Linked DNA regions of Mus musculus: region 2 is linked to region 1. Evidence: chromatin loops called from intact Hi-C (ENCODE). Cell type or tissue: left cerebral cortex. All regions are shown on one strand. Links, peaks and the distances in the headings refer to the core of each region. The heading gives the core; the rest is flanking DNA.

Evidence for each region. Hi-C counts contacts between places; a loop is a spot of excess contacts. Peaks named below come from ENCODE experiments on the same cell type or tissue, not always from the same donor. Only the 100,000 strongest peaks of a DNase experiment are listed, where the experiment ranks them.
Region 2: a loop joins it to region 1, with 2.6 times the contacts of the local background. A loop is called at or near these places in 7 of 42 quality-filtered maps.

What each region holds. Positions count from the first base shown.
Region 1 is chr14:66,211,865-66,217,206 of GRCm38, forward strand. Ptk2b (PTK2 protein tyrosine kinase 2 beta) reads right to left here. Exons shown (of 31, transcript NM_001162366.2): 2 at 1,448-1,688. The coding sequence starts at 1,651. Among named protein-coding and RNA genes, the nearest start is that of Gm52099, 17 kb to the right of the region's middle. In left cerebral cortex, for the core only: no CTCF peak of the experiment used is centred there; DNase peaks (open chromatin) are centred at 1,979, 3,060 and 4,717; H3K27ac peaks cover 1,510 bases.
Region 2 is chr14:66,256,276-66,261,653 of GRCm38, forward strand. All of the region lies in intron 1 of Ptk2b (PTK2 protein tyrosine kinase 2 beta), which reads right to left. Among named protein-coding and RNA genes, the nearest start is that of Ptk2b, 22 kb to the right of the region's middle. In left cerebral cortex, for the core only: no CTCF peak of the experiment used is centred there; DNase peaks (open chromatin) are centred at 1,606, 2,242, 2,530, 2,795 and 3 more places; H3K27ac peaks cover 3,949 bases.

The DNA of each region.
Region 1 (5,342 bases), core at 1-5,000:
TCCACCATTTCTTTTTTTAAGGTATTTTTAATTAGATATTTTCTTTATATACATTTCAAACTTCAAATGCTATCCCAAAAGTTCCCTATACCCTCCCCCCGCCCTGCTCCCCTACACACCTACTCCCACTTCTTGGTCCTGGCATTCCCCTGTACTGGGACATATAAAGTTTGCAAGACCAAGGGGCCTCTCTTCCCAGTGATGGCCAACTATGTCATCTTCTGCTACATATTCAGCTAGAGACATAAGCTCTGGGGGTTACTGGTTAGTTCATATTGTTGTTCCACCTATAGGGTTGCAGACCCCTTTAGCTCCTTGGTCTAGTTTCTCCATTGGGGGCCCTGTGTTCCATCCTATAGATGACTCTGAGCATCCACTTCTGTATTTGCCAGGCACTGGCATAGCCTCATACAAGACAACTATACCAGGATCCCTTCATCAAAATCTTGCTGGCCTATGCAATAGTGTCTGGGTTTGTCTCCACCATTTTTTCCCCATGGACAGTTGTGCCACGACTTCAATTCCATCTGTCCTTCAGCACATCCTCAGAACACATTCTAGTGGGAATAGCTAGATGTGTTCGTTTGTCATCAAAATTGGGTCATTATGGTGCTTCTCACTACTTGGAAATCAAGTTAACTTTTGGAAACAAACAGGTTGAGTTGGCGGTGGATGGCATAAGGTGTGTGCAGAAATGGGACACCCAAAGGAGGCTTGAGTATCAGCAGAGGCCAGAGGAAAGGGCCTCCTTACTCTCTGCACACACCCTCACACGTGACGGGCAAGCAGAACCCTAATCAGATCAGCTATGGGTAACAGAAGTCTACCCAACTGAAGCAAGGATGCTAACTGGAAGAGACAGCGTGTTCATCAATGCATCCTATTCTGGTGTGTGAGCTGTAGTGTGCATTGTACAAGATACAGCACAGTGACCTGGCAGCTAGGACTACCATAGCACTGATGAAAGGAGTCGCCAGTGGACATAGGTCTTTGAAACTTCAGAAGGGCTAGTGACAGAGCCAATTTAGCCCCCTTGGGCCTGGGGAGACTTCCCCCAAGGTACCCAATTCCTTTGCTCAAATTATGAGCCCTCCAGAGCAATCTTCTGAGGGCCATCATGAAGGAATGTTCTGGAAGAGAATGGGTATGTTCTTATTGGGTCTCCTCATGGGAGAATTCAATAGCATGTATGTTGAGAAACTGACCACAGGGATACATATAGTAAATGTTCAATAAAGGCAAGTTAAAACAGGCCAGTGTAGTGTAACCCTGCATGCACAGCTAGAGGAGAGTGGTACAGCAAGCTGAAAATGTCTCTCCTGATGCCAACATCTGCCCTGCCCAGACAATGCTAGAAGAAGTTGCTAGGCTCAGGAAGGGTTGCTCATCTGTCCAGGAAGTGGAAGGAGGAGCAGAGCAGCTGAGGAACAGAGGCCGCCACCCTTACCTGGATCTCTGTCTGCACTGTGCATTTGACAAGCTTGAAGTTCTTCCCTGGGTTGAAGCTGTTGCTGTAGAAGCAGACCTTGAGGATGCGCACGTCTTCCTTCTCCACATCCACTGGTACCACCACCATGGGCTCTGGGGGGCCCTCAGGCCGGCGTAAAGTGCCCACTTTTACACGGCTCAAGGGCTCAGACACCCCGGACATCCTCTCAGACTGCAGCTAGGACCGGCACATTGCAGTCCTGCAGAGACAACAGAGAGACAGCCACAGAGTGAGCTCTTGCAAGCCACATGCCACATCCCCCAGGCTGGCACACCCACAAGACCCAGGATGGATACAACAGCCCATTCTTTTAATCCTGAAAACTCCCTGCAAAGGCCTCCAGCTGCTTCGACTGGGGAGGCTTTGAAGCATGGGAGCCAGTTTGATAAAACATCCAGGTATATAATCTAGACTCACTCTCAAGCACGCAAGCTCTGCCTTCTGGCCCTATTTCCTTCCCTGTTCTCCTCCGACACTGGCTCCTAGGCAAGAGGCCCACACTTAGCACATGAGGCAGCTGCGAGAGGAGGCGGCTGTGGCATGACACAGCAGAGCAGAAAAAGCAGGGAGTGAGGCTGTGATAAATAGGAGAAGGAAAACAGGAGTGGAGAGGAAAATCTGAGAAGAAACATAACTTGGGGGTCGGTGGCCCCAAGAGAATGTACAGAGAAGAAGATAAAGTGCCCAGATCAGGTACAGGCCATTAACTTGACTGATCTTGCTCACAACCTCAGTACTTGCTAGAGTTTTCATATAGGAGGCCTGGACCTCATAGGAACTCACCACATAGAGTACCAGGGATCACAGAAAGGCTGGCCTAGGGAAAAAAAGCCCCTTGGCTGGTTCCCTGCTGTTTAGGGTAGAAAGTTGTTTTGCATGACAGATAGAGCTAGTCTGGGCTCCTGCACACTGCAGCCTGTACTGAGGACAGCCTGGCCACAGTACTGACACAGAAGTAAATTAAGAATCCGTGCAATCTGTAATTCAGCCTGAATCTCAGCTGTCTTAATCTAGTTTAATCACCAGTGGACATAGGTTTTTGAAACTTCAGAAGGGCTAGTGACACAGAGCCCTTATTTTCAAACTTAAACACTAACTACATTTGTATTTTAAAATAGCATACAGTGTTCTGCAAGGAGTTTGCCCTGGGGCTGGGAAGTATGCATAATAGATTACACGACCGGTGTGCACAACGTCCTGATTTCTATCTCTAGTACTATAGAAAGGAAGGAAGGAAGGAAGGAAGGAAGGAAGGAAGGAAGGAAGGAAGGAAGGAAGGAAGGAGGGAAGGAGGGAGGGAGGGAGGGAGGGAGGGAGGGAGGGAGGGAGGGAGGGAGGTGAGAGAGGGGAGGAGAGGAGATAGAACCAGAGGGAAGGGGAAGGAAGAAGGCAGGCTCAGAGAAGAGATTTATGCTCAAAGAAGCTTGGGAAATCCCTGGTTAAACAACAGAACTATCAAGGACTGACTTCTCCTGATCTAGAGCAAGGGATTAGGCTATTGAGATGGCTCAGCAGAGAGATGCAGGACCATCCCACAAATTCCATTCTCAATCCCACAAGGTGGCAGGAGAGAACTTACTCCAGAGAGTAGTTTGTACACCACGTGACTGTCTGCACATGTACATGGGTTCACACACACACACACACACACACACACACACACACACCATAAATAAATGTATAAAATTATAAAGTGGGGGAATGTCCAAAGAAGTAAGAAAAGTTGTAACTATGCATTGGCAACATCAGCTGAGGCTTGTACAGGGGTCACCAGTGTACCCCCAATCCCTGCCCTCTGTGCATGTATTGAATGTGTCTGTGGTGAGGATTAGGCGGTCTTAATTTCCAAGAATTTTTCTAACGATCACCTTAAACTTGGGTCTGACGGCTCACACCTGTCATTGCAGCACTTGGGAAGCTGAGGAAGGAGGGTTGTCATAAATGTCAGGCTGACCTGATCTACAGAGCAAGACCTTGTCTCAAAACAGAAAACTACCCAGCTAGTTCTAGAATGAGCTAAGCCCTAGGTCTGAGAGTTATTCTTAGAGATAAAAGATGTGCATTCTCATATGGGTGTAGTTTGGTGGTGGGGTGTTGCCTGCACCAGGAATTAGGAGGGAAAAATAATGGAGCTGGCAGAGTAACAATATAAATATGGAGTCAAGTATTTTAGAAGCAGAACATAGCCTATGATTGTTTATTTATACTGATCCAGGTACCTGGAAAGATTTGAATAGTCATTACTCTAAGGAACTATTCCTTTAAAACAAAACAATAAAGCAGTGGCTGGGAAGATGGCTCAGTCAATAAAGTACAAAGACCAGAGTTCAGATCCCCAGTAACCTCATAAAATCCAGGTATGGTGATGTGCTCCTATAACCCCAGCAATGGAGGCTGTGGAGAGGAAAAGATGGGTCTCGGAGCTTGCTGGCCAGTCTAGTTGAATCCACAAGCTCTCAGTTCCACAAGAAATCTTGTCTCCAAGAATAAAATGGACAGTGAAAGAGAAAGACATTCAAATCTTACCTCTACCTGTGTGTGCACACATACCTCATATGTACATGTGTGTATACCCATACAACAACAACACCAAAGAACAACAACAAAAAAGGAGATATGTTTTAGGAAGGGACAAAGGCGGTATTGTAAGAATTCAGGGAGAAAGAAGACATGTCTCTGGGGTCAGGGGAAGCAGAAAAGGGGAGCACAAGGCTGAGCTCACAAGGGTGGATACATCTTGGGACTAGACTGACAGAAAGGAGAATATGTGTTCTAGAAGTCTATCTGAATTTGTATACCTGTCTCTATGTATACCTCTCTCTCTTTATATGTAACCCCCCTCTCTCAATAATCCCTCTATGTATAGTGGACCCTAGTGTTCTACCCTACAGTAACAATCCATATAAATTCTTCTTGAAGGAATTCAGAAGTTATTTGAGGGGTGTCTGCAGGAAGCACCCCCAGGAGCGTAGAACAATGTGGCATTGAAGGAAAGACAGGCGAAAAGGGGACTGTGCTGAGTACTGAATCTTGGACAAGCCCCCTTTCAATCCTCTGGGAACTGGAGGGGACTGGGGAGCCCAGGATGGACCGACCACATCTCACTCAGAGAAAGGGAGAGCTGGGAGCATGTCTACTCCACTTCATATGCTCAGTGTTCTTGGCAGTTCTTGTCAGTTCTGCACAAGGGAGATGCCAGAAAGCCTTTAGGCAAAGATGCAGAACAGGCAGCTGGGAGATGAGGGAGAATACTGAAGTGGCAAGGCCTGAGGGGGCCCAGGAGGGATGATGGCAATGGTACATTAGGATTGGGAAGATGGGGGGGTACTTAGTCCCTAAATAGCATAGTCCTAGTCAGGAGTACAAACAAGCAACTGCATATGCTCCAGGAAGTGCTGGCCTGCTGGCTTGAGGATCTGCTGGTCTGGTAGGCTTCAATTTGTATGTGGTAAGTTGTACACAAGGCTTTCACAAAGGTGGATTGGGAGACAGGCATCTGAGGGGGGAAGTGGAGTGACCTATGACACACAACCCCAGGGACTTGACCTTATCTGCAATGGACTGAATGCATGAGTCCCTTAATATTTATATGCTCAAATTCTAACCCCCCAAGATGCTGGTATGACATAGGGATACATAGAGAGAGGTTTACATAGAGAGAAAGAGAGAAATGTCTTTAGTGATCCCATCAGGTGCCCCTTCAGTCTAGGTAGCATCTTCATTCAGAGGGCTGCAGCATCAGTAGGCACATCCTAGACACCCCCAGATGCCCCCTGAAATGCTGGACAAGTACGAGAGAATACTTAAATAGGCTTAAAATGTATTGGTAAAGTTCAAGATCCAACGGTGAGAA
Region 2 (5,378 bases), core at 297-5,296, 45 kb after region 1:
TTGGCTAATTTTCTATTGCTGTGATAAAACACCATGGCCAAGGCAACTTATAGAAGAAAGAGTTCCGTTGGGCTTTCAGTTCCTTAGGGATCAAGTCCATGATGCAAAGTAAAGGGGTGGTGGCGAGAGCAGGAAGCTAAGAGATCACATCCCGAACCCTAAGCACGAAGCAGAGACAGCGAGCCAGAAGTGGCTCGTGTCTTTAAATCCTCAAAGCCCATCTCCAGTGATGCACTTCTTTCAACAAGCCCGCACTTCCTAAACTTCCCAAAGAGCACCACCAACTGGGAAACAAATGTTTGCATACCCAAGACTATGGGGGGCATCTTAGTCAATCCATCACAAGCTCCATCAATGAAAAACCTGAATCAATTTCTAGTGCTCTCTCATAGTTAATGCTGAATAAATCTTTTAAATCATATAGCGAAAATGTTTACTATTCTGAATCATTATATTTTGTTCTTGAAGAAAATGTTACTGGTTTCGATACAAAACCGTCCTGAGTTTAGAAAAATATGCATCTAGATAGATAAAGTTGTTAGTATGGCTGGTGTGTGTGTGTGTGTGTGTGTGTGTGTGTGTGTGTGTGTGTGTGTGTGTAGAAGCAAGAGGACAACTTTAGGTATCTTTCCCCAGGTTCCACTCGTCTCCTATTTTTCACTGGCTTGAATCTGGCTGAGGAGGTTTGCTGCTTCACCTGTGAACTTTAAGGATTCACCTGTCTCCATCTCTCTAGTGTTTAGAATAGAAGTGAAAACCACCAGGCTCAGCTTTCTTTTACATGAACGCTTGGAAACTGAACTCAGCTGCTCATGCCCACAAGACATGGATCTATCTCCATAGTCTCTGGCTGACTCTTATGGCAAAACACAGGTTCACAAGTATGGGGTCTCTTACTACCCCAATCCCCGCCTGCCCCTGCCCAGTGAAGTACCTGCTTACCTTGATGGGCATTTAGAAGAGAAAGGAGAGGCTAAAAGGCTTCTCTTGGTTCAGTGTGTGTGTGTGTGGGGGGGGTGTCTTTATAATGTTTTATCTTTATATTATTATTATTTTATGTGTATGAGTATTATGCCTGCATGTAGCATTTGCACCACAGTCTGGAAGTATGGAGTCTAGAAGGAGGCATTGGATGCCCTGGAACTGAAGTTTTGGACAATTGTAAGTTACTGTGTGGATGCTAAGAATCAGACTGGGGTCCTCTGGAAGAGCAGCCGGTGCCCTTACCGGCTGAGCCATCTCTCCAGCTCTTGGTTTTTATTTGTGTTTCTCACAGGAATCCATTGTGACCCTCACTTGGCCTTCCATACCTCATGCAGAGGAGTAAGTGGGTGTAAAAAAAGCCCTTTGGCTGCTCACCAAGATCTATGTACAGTGGGGCGGGGAGAGACGCCACCGTAGTTCTTCATTGAGCATACAGAAAGCTGGAGAATCGAAGAAGAGCAGAGATCCCACGACAGAAGGGAGCTGGGTTGGCTGAGCAAAGAAGACACAGCCCTGCCCATGGGCCCCTGAGTCACCCAGGATAGGCAGCACAGAGTCAGCTCCCTGCCCAGAGGAAGTGGAACCCGAACATCAGACTGAGTCATATTTATTGAAGAGACGCTGGGAACAAAAGCTGTAGACAAGAGCCTGTGCGGGGGAAGGTGTTCAAACTGCTTTTCCCCACCCCGTTAGCCCTGTTTCCCTGCCTGCTACGTGGGCCGTGGCTTACAGAAACCAAACACACGGTCTACTTTCACATCAGCCCTGGGCAGGCAGCTTTAACCCCATTGCAGCAGGTGTGTTTTGAGAAAGTGGCTTAAGACTGATATTTCATGATTAACATTTCCCCATAGACTATGTCTATGTTTTATTCAAAAGATAATGTGTCTGAAATGATCCTGTGACTTGTGAAGTGTTGACAATTTAATGTTTAAAATGGTTAAAAAAAAAAAAAACCTACTCTGGGATTGTAAAAGATCTTTTTGGAGATCCAGTCCCAGCCTTGCCTAGAGTTGCACTGGAGTAAGCAGAGGTATGGAAGTCAACAGATTCGGGGAATCTGGACAGAGACTGCCTCCATGTTATAGCAGAGCCTTGGGTAAATGCTCTTCTATTGTTTTAGTTAGGTATTTTTATTTGCAATGTAAAAGAAACATTTTTTTTAAGTGTTCACAGTTAACCTCCAGTCGCATCTTGGGAAACAGTTTCCTAAGCTGTGAATGGTGGGTAGGTTGGGCAGTTGCCAGAGTCTCTCTTGACTTAACTGCCTTTGGTTATGACCTACTATTCTAGCTGTCTGGGTAGAAAATTGGTAAATCTGCCTCCCCGTAGATCCTCATCAAATCCCTCTGTCTTTTCAAAGCTAGCTCTAACTAGGTCACTGGTTGACCTCTGTGGTATATTTAACTTCTAGGGATTAAGGTTTTGTTTTTGTTTTTCTTTTAATTAAAAAGCAGGAGTTTTAGCAAGAAGCCCTGCTTAGCTCCTCAATGACGTTGCACGATTGAGGGGGTGGGGGTTGGTAAACTCGCTCGCTCGGTGAAGCTGCACATGCCCCTTTCTAAGGGCTTTGAAAAGTATCGTCCGGTGAGAGAAGGAGCCTTGAGAGCTTGCTGGGTTTCCTACCTTTCCCGTAGAGATCTTCCTTTATGAGACAAGCCTCCAATTGCCTAAGGGTAGGTGTTCGGGCAAAGCGCTCATGCCTCTGGAATGTCTGTTCATCTTTGGCCAGACTCCCAACCTTCGAGATCCAATAACACCCAAATTCTATTTGACTTACTCTAAACCACCTATGGAGTGTGCTTTGCCACCTCTTGCCTCCAGAAAGCCTGCATTTGCAAATTTGCCCTTCACCCAGCTACCACGTAATTGCCATGGAAGTACAGGTGACATAAACCCCAAACACCCACCTCAGGGACTGCTCTCTCAGCACCTCAACTCAGCCTTGGTTAGCTTCTGACTCATTTGGTTTTTGTTCCCCAGCCAGAATTAGAAGAGGCCTGTAAAATGTTCTTAAAGTCCTAACTAGGTGCCACCTAGCCACCTTAATCATGGGGCCCAAGGAAAGAAAAGGTAGAAGTGTGGCTATAATTTATTCTGACAGCTTCGAGATAGAGCATCTTAAAAGGGTTTGATGTTGCCACCAAGGTCATCAAAGAATGGGTGACTGACATGTATCTGTTTCAGTCTTAGCTATCTTTTTCCATCTCACGGCAAAAACAAGACCAGATTTTTTTTCCCCAAGAAAATTCTTCTCTCAAAAATCTGTAAAGAGGCTCAGGGTGTGTAGAGTATATCAGTGCATTTATCTTCTTTGGGCCTTGCAAGCAGCTCTTCTAATAGACAGGTCAAGTCCTATACTCAAGGGTCCAATTCCAAGGTGAAGGAGAGAACGCATGGCTGTTGAGCCTGCTTTCCCAGCTGCCAAGCAGTGCAGCTCAGCTCTCCTCTGGTTTCTGCAGGACCCTGAGTCCTGAGACGCCAACCAGAAGCTGGGTTTGGCTTAAGAGACAGCAGGGCTAAAGGGCGCAGTCTCTGGGATTTCTTATCAAAAAGCGAATTATTATGACTTCACTGGAGATTCTTGGGTGTTGTGGATTAGCAGACGGCACAGCCAGCCAGAGAGTCTGAGCCTGAGCAGGTAGCTACCAATCTTGTCCCCAACTTGTGTGATGTCTGGTCCAGAGGTTGAATCAGGATGGGATGCATATACATGTAAGAGCAGAGAGAGGGGAAGGACATGAAGATCATGGGAAACTGAGACTGGAGTGTCTGAAAGACAAAGACTCTAGGCCAGTGGTTCTCAGCCTCTAGATCATGACTCCTCTGGGGGTTGCATATCAGATATATTGCATATCATATATTATGATTCATAACAGTCAGAAAAGTACAGTTATGAAGTAGCAACAAAATAATCCTGTTGTTGTTGGGGGAGGGGCTCACCACACCATGAGGAACTGCATTAAAGGGTCGCAGCATTAGGAAGGTTGAGAGCTACTGCTCTAGGCACAGGCAGAGCAATAGCTGACAGGTAAATGGTAGGGTGTAGAGAATCATCTCCAAATGGAAGAGGATGTGGGGAACACAGTGACTGGGGGCAGGGGTGCAGGCTTGGTGCAGGGAGGGCTGCGTGGGAGCAGAGAGGATTCTGCAAGCTGCCCTGACTGCATCAGAGGCATCCTGGGAACAAGTGCAAGCAGAGAGATCCGGCCCTTCAAGAACCACCTACCCACCCGCCCCCACAAAGATATTATCCAATGCCAAGTAAAAGCCAAACAACAACCAATGTGGGCCCCTGGATGGTGAGCACTGTATCTCAAGAGCAGAACGCTGGCCACCTCTGAAAGTTACCTTCCTGTAGCCGCAGAGAGAAATCAGGAGCTGTTTGTATTGTCTGCAGTGCTCCATGTACAATGCTGAGAGGTGTGATCACACTTCCTTTACTGGTTGCTAAGCATATTGTTACTAGGCAACGACACTGAGATGATGCACAAGGCTGAAGTTCTAGGAGCTGTGCATGCTGGAGAGCTGCATGCTGGGGAAGAGTGGGAAAGGGGAATGGGAAGAGAAGTGGGCTCTGTTGGTTTTCCTTTGATGGAGTGGTCTTGGCATAATCCTGTGTATGGTGGCACAGCCCCTTAATCCCTAAGCACTAAGGAGGCAGAAGGAGAAAGACTTCTGAGCTTGAGGCCAGCCTTTTCTACATAGTGAGTTTCAGTCAAGCAAAGGCTACATAGTGAGACCCTGTCCTGGGGGGTGGGGGTCATAGATAGTGTTTTGTCTACTTCCACTTCCAGCTATGACTTTCAAGGCAGTGGTAGAATCATTTCTCCAAAACATAGAGTAAGAGAGGCCATGCATTAGAAGACTCCCTTCATACAAGGAGGAAAGGAAGTGACTCTCTGTGCTGCACTTAGATAGGAGAAACTCTGGGGGATGGGGGTCCCCTGTCATTGAGGGTCATTGTATGCTTTATGGAAGTTCTAGCTCCAGGTGTCTGAGAGTGCAGCACAGCAAGGGGACCAGTCCTTTAGCAATAAGAGATGGTGTCATTGGAGGAAACCCATCTAATAGTTGGTGAGGTGGAGGAAAACATTCCCCTTAAGGAGAGAGTGTGTGAGTGGAGAGCAGTTTAGAGCAGCCTACCCCACGCTCTCCACAGTGACAGCCCTAGCCCATGTTTTTTCAACAATAAGAGACAACTACTCTCCCCCCCCCCCCACATCATCATGGAGCAGAAAGCAAAGTATCCCACTGGAATTGCTCCAAAGCGTCTCTTCCTTGAGCCCTTTCCCATCTACACACAGAACACGGGACTATCAAGGCTCAAGTCTACCAACGCATGTCATGGTTCCCTGTGTCCAAACTGACAACTTAATCACCCCACCCCACCC